Regions from separate parts of the Homo sapiens genome. Here region 2 is linked to region 1. Evidence: chromatin contacts called from ENCODE Hi-C or POLR2A ChIA-PET data. All regions are on one chromosome and are shown on one strand. The core of a region is the stretch at or near the end of the contact, and the rest is flanking DNA. Distances in the headings are between cores, read along the strand shown. Region 1 overlaps EGF (epidermal growth factor). Region 2 overlaps ENPEP (glutamyl aminopeptidase).

Evidence for each region. A loop is a pair of places that touch in the nucleus more often than their neighbours do. ChIA-PET counts read pairs that join two places held with the same protein, here RNA polymerase II (POLR2A). Pooled maps may share reads with other maps.
Region 2: a map of breast epithelium shows a loop between it and region 1 (14-fold over the local background). The contact joins two enhancer-like sites. A Hi-C loop is called at or near these places in 1 of 168 maps with a recorded cell type or tissue (breast epithelium) and 1 of 50 pooled maps. POLR2A ChIA-PET finds 5 or more read pairs at or near these places in 1 of 52 experiments (MCF 10A).

Annotation. Positions count from the first base shown.
Region 1 is chr4:109,978,474-109,982,094 of GRCh38, reverse strand. It overlaps EGF (epidermal growth factor), which reads right to left. Exons shown (of 24, transcript NM_001963.6): 14 at 1,956-2,123; 15 at 1,120-1,269. Among named protein-coding and RNA genes, the nearest start is that of EGF, 67 kb to the right of the region's middle. RefSeq lists an enhancer at 1,057-2,256. Within about 2 kb of position 1,639, at least 2 of the 41 ENCODE cell types and tissues checked have a DNase peak (open chromatin) inside an H3K27ac peak, as active enhancers do.
Region 2 is chr4:110,514,011-110,517,631 of GRCh38, reverse strand. It overlaps ENPEP (glutamyl aminopeptidase), which reads right to left. Exons shown (of 20, transcript NM_001977.4): 8 at 2,190-2,255. Among named protein-coding and RNA genes, the nearest start is that of ENPEP, 40 kb to the right of the region's middle. RefSeq lists an enhancer at 2,530-2,699. Within about 2 kb of position 1,796, at least 14 of the 41 ENCODE cell types and tissues checked have a DNase peak (open chromatin) inside an H3K27ac peak, as active enhancers do.

The sequences.
Region 1 (3,621 bases), core at 390-2,889:
GGCATGGTGGTGCATGCCTGTGGTCCCAGCTACTAGGAGGCTAAGGTAGGGTCCCAGCTATTTGAGCCTGGGTGGGGCCAAGGCTGCAGTGAGCCATGAACATGCCACTGTACTCCAGCCTGAGCAACAGAGGGAGACCCTGTCTCAAAAAATAAAAATAAAACCCAGTTTCACAAGAAGATTGTTGTGAATCAATAAGAATTATTAATTTTTAAAACTCTTGACCATTGACTACACAGCTTTTTAACACTCTATGTAATAAAATAAGAAATGCATATAAATTCTTTCAGTGCATACTAAAGTTATGATGGTTAGCTAGAGGAAAAACATAAGTAAATTTTGAATTGTGAGCTGAAACTAGCCTCTTTTTTTCATTGCATAACTTTTGTTTATTTTTCATCAATCTGTTACTTTACTTATATTTACACCATGCCTACCAGATAAATATAAATTTTTAAAAAATTTAATAAAATGTAAATTATCTTTGGTATATTTCTGCTAGAAAGATATCAAGGGATGAATCCACAGATGCCCAGATTGTTTGGGTGCACATTCAAGGGAGGCAAATAAGTACTACTGGTTATACCTCACACTTGGTTTACTCTTCCTCTTCCTCAAAGTCATATCTAGTTTGTAAAAAAGTACATCACAAGCCTTCTCAGGCTGGATTTCCCACATTTGTCTGATATCCTGAAGTTATTTTTTATAAAGGACTTTGATTTTCTTATTAAGACCTGTCATGTGATAAGAGATCATATACTACTACCTCTAAAATTGAGGACATAAAACTTCTAAACAAAATATCGCTGAACATTTTTGTGAGGTGATAGCATTTTGGCATTTATTTCCAAGCCTGGGACCCACTCCACTATAAATGGGGAGGTGGAGGGCTTGGAGCTTAAGACTGTTACCACTAGAGGTCAATTGAATTTTGCCTGTAATAAGGAACTCAAAACTCAGCAGAAGAGAACAAATAAACAAACAAATTCTTAGCATTCCTAAAAACAGGAGAACTTTTAACATCCAAAATATTCAAAATCAGCAAAAGCATAAAGATTGATGTACAGCTGTATTTCTGAGCCAACGTTAGGTAATTTGCCACATAATTTATTATATTACCTGCCAACAGCTGATGACCATCCAGAGCCAGACACGTTTTCCCATCTGAGGCTTTCATAAAACCTTCACGACACGAACACCAAGCAGTTCCAAGCCTCTTTTTGCAAATATGTTCACAGCCTCCGTTTTGATATAAGCAGGGATCTGCTCCTAGTAGAGAAAAGAAACAAATTCACAAGTGGGTTTGAAGATGAAAAGGATGCCATTAATGCAAGTCTACAGCTTGCTTTTAGGGAGCTATAGCTTTTAGGGAGAGAAATGCAGTGTATCTAAATAGAGGGTATATCAATAGCTATTTCAGAAGAGTTCCCCCAAGGAGCCACTGATTCTAAGATAAGCCCAGAATGTTATTACCTTATTAGTACTGGGTATAGCCAGCACTTTTTTCAAGAAGCTCTTTAGTCAAATGTGATTCTTATTTCCTGACTCATCATCTAGTCAAACTGACAAAGAGCAATTCAGAAAGAAGAGCTACTATAAAATGTGAAATGCCTTTTCCATTTGCTCACTCCTCAGGGGTATGGAAAGGTCCAAGTGTCGACAGAAGCTTCCACTGCCGGTGTCTAAATTGCCTGCCTTAACCCAAGGCTCTTCGAAATGCAGCAGGTAAGTAAAAGTTGTTCAAGAAAAGAGGTGAAATTGGAGGGATAAAGCCCCAATTACCAAACTACCAGATTGTCTTAAACAAACTTAAATCTTAGAAAATCTTAACATCTACACAGTTAGTGAAAGTTACAAAATCCCCTCCACCCCCCCGCCAACTGCATGACATCAAACAATTAAAACAGTTGCAGATTCCAGCCAAGGAAAGACTGTGTAACATCTCCAGTATGTACCTGGTTTTGCCAATGGATGAACCACAACCAGTGATGAGGGCTTCAGCATGCTGCCTTGGAGACGTACTCTATCTTTGCCAGTCCTCTTGTTTACTCTCATTACTGATGGCATAGCCCAATCTGAGAACCACACATAATCCTCAAACACTGCTACAGCAAATGGGTGACCTGGAAACAATTCAAGTTTGTTAAATACACCTTCTTTGTCTTTGCAATGACTATTTACGAAAGGACAAGGCTTGAAATTTACACAACATTCCTACACTAAATCAGCTCTTTAGCTACTCAGCAAGTTATGAGTGAGCCACCGACTCACACACCTGCCTCAAGGAAAGCCCACATGAGGAGGGAACGTCACCTTAGAATGGGAGCATAGTGGCATGAGGTCCCAGCAAGGCCCACTATCACCCAGCAGTTGCAGAGTGGGAGAATGTGGGCTGATTGTCGTCCTAGCCCCATGAAGGAGAAAGGTGGAATTTTCCTTGTTTAGTACATCTGTCGCTACTTATAGACTAAACTCGAGTAACTTATCTTACCACTCTTTGCCTTAGGTTCCTACTCTTTTGAGCAGCAGTAATAAGGGGTAGATCAAATTCACAAGTTCTTGTAAGGATTTTTCAAAATTTGAGGTAATTGTATAAGAGTCTCCCCACATTCCCATCTCCACCAACACATTTGCCTGCATTAGTCCCCCACCTTCTTTCCCCTCTCTCCTTATTTAATATTGACCTGTGCCCCTGATGTCACCCTTCCTGCCTTCTCTAGGGCCTGGATCCATCAACGACCACCCCCTTTCTCTTACATCTTCCCTCTCTTCATTCCACTAGCTTTGTTCCCTCTGTCTACTATAACCTCTCTCCCATCTTCATTTCCTCATCCCCGTGACCCCTCTAGCTCCTCCTTGTCTCTTTCCTTCCCTTTTTAGCCACATTTTTGAAAGAGTCATTTATTATCAGCTGCCTCCATTTTCATGCCTCCTACTAACAGTAAGTGGGCATCTTTCTGAGCCCACCTTCACCAAACCTACCTCTCTGTGCCACTGGAACTGCTCTGAGAAGGCATGCAAGTATTGAATACGCAAGGGAATGTTTTAACGTTCTATCTCAGGTGGTTAGAGACTAAAGCTAAGGAGGCTGAAGTTGGATGTTTTAATCAAGGCTACTCACATTCCCACAGACCACTCTTTTTGTAAACGAACAATGGATTTGACAGATTAGAATGAATGTCTTCCCCTACTGGTGGCAAACTCAAATAACTTGTTCTGGTTACAATGAGTCTCCACTTATCATTGTTGATCAGGGTCATTAAGATTCATTCTAGTCTCTGGCCCTTTGTCCCAAATTAAAGCCTTAAGTACAGCAAGGGAATTTTTAACATAGCTATAGTTCTTTTTTATCATGGTGAAAAAGCATAACAGAAAACTTAACAGCTCAACCATTTCTAAGTTCAGTAGTGTTAAGTACATTCACACATTGTTGTACAACCAATCTCCAGAATTTTTTCATCTTGCAAAACTGAAACTCTATGTCCATTAAACAACTTCTCATTTCCTCTCCCACATCCCCTGGAAACCACCATTCTCCTTTCTTTTCCTATGAATTTGGCTACTCTAGATACCTCAAATAATTGGAATTGTACAGTACGTGTCTTTTTGTGACTAGCTTAT
Region 2 (3,621 bases), core at 547-3,046, 540 kb before region 1:
TTAATTATAACATAGATACTAGGTTAAAGGAAATATGAGAGTTTTATGGAATTATTAGGATAGCTATTCATTTTCAAGGAATCTTAGTACTTCTCTATCAAAGTCAATATGAAAGATTATTTAATTTGAAGCCAGCTCTGAAGATGCCAAAATTGTTATTTATTAATTACAATTTAATTTAGAATCAAAACTATACAAACTGAATTTTAACTTAATTTTTGAAAATGAATCTTCTTTATTTCTATGTCCTGTATAATTTATTATAGGCTATTCACTCATTCATTCATTTAACAAACATTTTCAGGATGACGTAACATGTGTAATTAAACTAGGCCCTGCAGTATGGGTAAAGATATAGAAGACAGAGTCCCTGATTAAAGATGCTTACAATGGGCAGGGCACAGTGGTTCATGGCTGTAATCCCAGCACTTTGGGAGGCCGAGGCGGGCGGATCTCTTGAGCTCACAAGTTCAAGACCAGCCTGGGCAACGTGGCGACACCCCGTCTCTACTAAAAATATAAAAATTAGCCGGGTGTGGTGGTGCCTGTAATTCCAGCTACTCGGGAGACTGAGACATGAGAATCGCTTGAACCCGGGAGGCAGAGGTTGCAATGAGCCAAGATCACGCCACTGCACTCCAGCCTTGGCGACAGAGCGAGACTCTGTCTCAATAACAATAATAATAATAATAATGCTTACAGTGAGGGAATATATGATAACATTTGAGTTTGAAACTTATGGAAAAGTTACAAGATGTTCTCATGATGCAGAAGCACAAGCACATAGCTTCTCTCTTTGCACCTAATGTCTCTACAAAATATTTTACTAATAGACAAAGGGTTAAAATATACTGATATACTTCCAAATATTTCCGAAATCTTGACTTTATTTCTTACTTTAATAATCACCTAGATGTTTCACTATTGGGTAGAAGGGGGCCGTTTTCTTTTAGAGTAGTGTAGAGAGGGCTAAATGCCACATAAGAAGGCTTGATGGGAGTGAGATCTATGTGAATGGTGACCTTCTCCTGGGGAATCACATACAGAAGAAGTACTTTCTGTGGCAGCCAGCAGGGGGCATTTCTCCAACCTGTTTTCTGCTCTCTGGGATGAATACCGTCAGCACTGCTACTCCTGACTACCTGGGTTATCGCAGCAGGCAGGATGTAGGTGGAAGGGAAAGAGTAGGAAGAGAACTTCATTTCTAGGCTGGAATGGGGCCAACCTGCAGAGACGGCAGTTATAGGGACACATTGTAGCTACTTTGATAAAATTAAAAATAAAAACAAACCTGGGACGATTGGCTTAGGGTCTGTTAGAAAAACGAAAATGAAACAGAAACATCTCCTGGAATAATACGCTTAAGTGGGATGTGTGAAATGTTTCAGAAAGTTTATTGTCATTTCTGTTACCAAAAGGAAGCAAGCCTCTTTATTCACTGACTCCATTGTAATAAGCATACTAATATTGATCTTTTCTAATCTAATAATAAGGGAAAAGTCTTGTACTCAGTATAAGGAATGACCTTTATAGATAAATTTAGATGTTTATATCATGTTGCTATGGAAAGAATCGTATTCCCTGAAATTCATATAAGCCCTAACCCCCAGTGTGATAGTATTTAGAAACGAAGCCTTTGGGAGCTGTCACATTTAGATGATATCGTGAGGCTGGGACTCTTATGGTGGAACCAGTATCCTTATAAGAGACACCAGAGTGCTCTCTCTCTCTCCCTCTCTCTCTCTCTGCTATGAGGACACAGTGGGAAGTCTACCATCTGCAAGCCCGGAAGAGAGGCTTCACCAGAAACGGAATCAGCCAGCACTTTGATCTTGGACTTTCCAGCCTCCATAACTGCAAGAAAAATGCATTTCTATTGTTTAAGCCACCCAGTCTATGGTATTTCCTTATGGCAGCCCAAGCTGACTAAGACACATGTAAGGAGTTTCAAAAATAACTAAGTAATCTGTTTCAACTTCTCCATGAGACTTCTGCTAAATGATCATTACAGATACAATGTAGGTACTCAATTGGATGTAAAATCATGTTTTTATCTTTTGCTATATTATCTATGCCTCAGTAAAGAGATTAAAAAGGAAATTATCCTTGATTAATCACATATCTTAACATTCACCAGCCACATATCAATGTAGTTTAATTTTGATATCACTAAAAGTAATAAATCATACCTGACATCCTTTTTGAAAATTCTCTGGTTTTATCCAGTCTTCAAGCATTCTCAAAATAGAAGATCCCTACAATGGGGATAAAAAGACAAATGAAACTAATAAAGGCTATGTAAGGAACAATGATCAGTTATTACTCTTGCAACTAGTATTTCATGATCATATTTGTGAGATTAGTTCCTCAAGATGATTCTGCTAAATTATATGGCTCTATGATTTTAGGATGAAAATACCACTTGGCACAGTCCCTGTATCTATGCATCTAAAATAACTAAAAGGTAAAGAGAAATTGCTAAAATGGCCATCATTTCAGGGACTTCAGATTCAAATAATTATTGCACTTCCCCAAATAAACCAGCAGATGGGGCTTTCTTAATGAAAGAGAAATAGTCTAAAAAATCACATTCTTTGATGAATGAGGAAAGTAGTTTCAGGGTAAAATTCTGCCAACTTATTAAATATATTTTCATATTTGAAAATAAGAATTATATTTAGCAGAGGGAAGTAGATAGTCAAGGAATTATCTGGTCAAATAGCTTAATATACATGGATACATAATTTAGGCATATAATCTTTCTCTTCTCAGTAGTCTATCTCATTTGCTTTCCTTTCATCTGAAGAATCTGATGAACATCTTGGCTCTGTACTTTCTTTTTATGTGTTATAAGGTTAGTACTGAAATGCACAATTTGTAATATTTTAAATCAATTTTCAAGTAACTGAATGAAAAAAGAACACTGCCCCCACTTAAATTAGTAATTTTTATTGTAAGTTATTAAGCATTCTAAATTAATTTTATACCTATTTAGAAAGCTAAAGGCCTAGAAACATTTATTTATCTTGGACATAATATCTTAAACCTGAGGAGTATCTAGGACTAAGGGGAAAAATGATTGAATAAATTTAAACTTCTCCCATGTGAATAATTAGAATAGGCTATAAGTGGATTCGAAATTTTCATTTCGACATAAAGATAAAAGGAATCATTCATAATATCAAAGAAAAATGAATACAAGAAGGCTGAACATACACCATGGGAATCATATGAGAGGGAAAGTCAAAAATATGATGCTAAGAATTTCAAATGCTAATACATAGAAGCTTTTTCACTCAAGTATTCATTTTAATAATTATAATATTTTTGACTCAAATAAGACTTTAGGTATTACTCAGGATAACAAAATGTATTAGCATGCAGTAGCTTCTAAGCATCTCAGTGTAGTGGGAAACCCATGAGAAGCTGAAGTAGAAAATGACTAAAATAAAATTTAAATTATGTTACATACAGATGTGGAATATGTTTGAAGGAGAGACTATATGAAATATTGTGGGACAGAATGTGTCACATAAATCTTGGAGTTACAGATTTCCAGCAACTTTTCATAAAATATTAGTGAAGAAAAAATCCTCACCTACAATATGCTAACAAATTCAT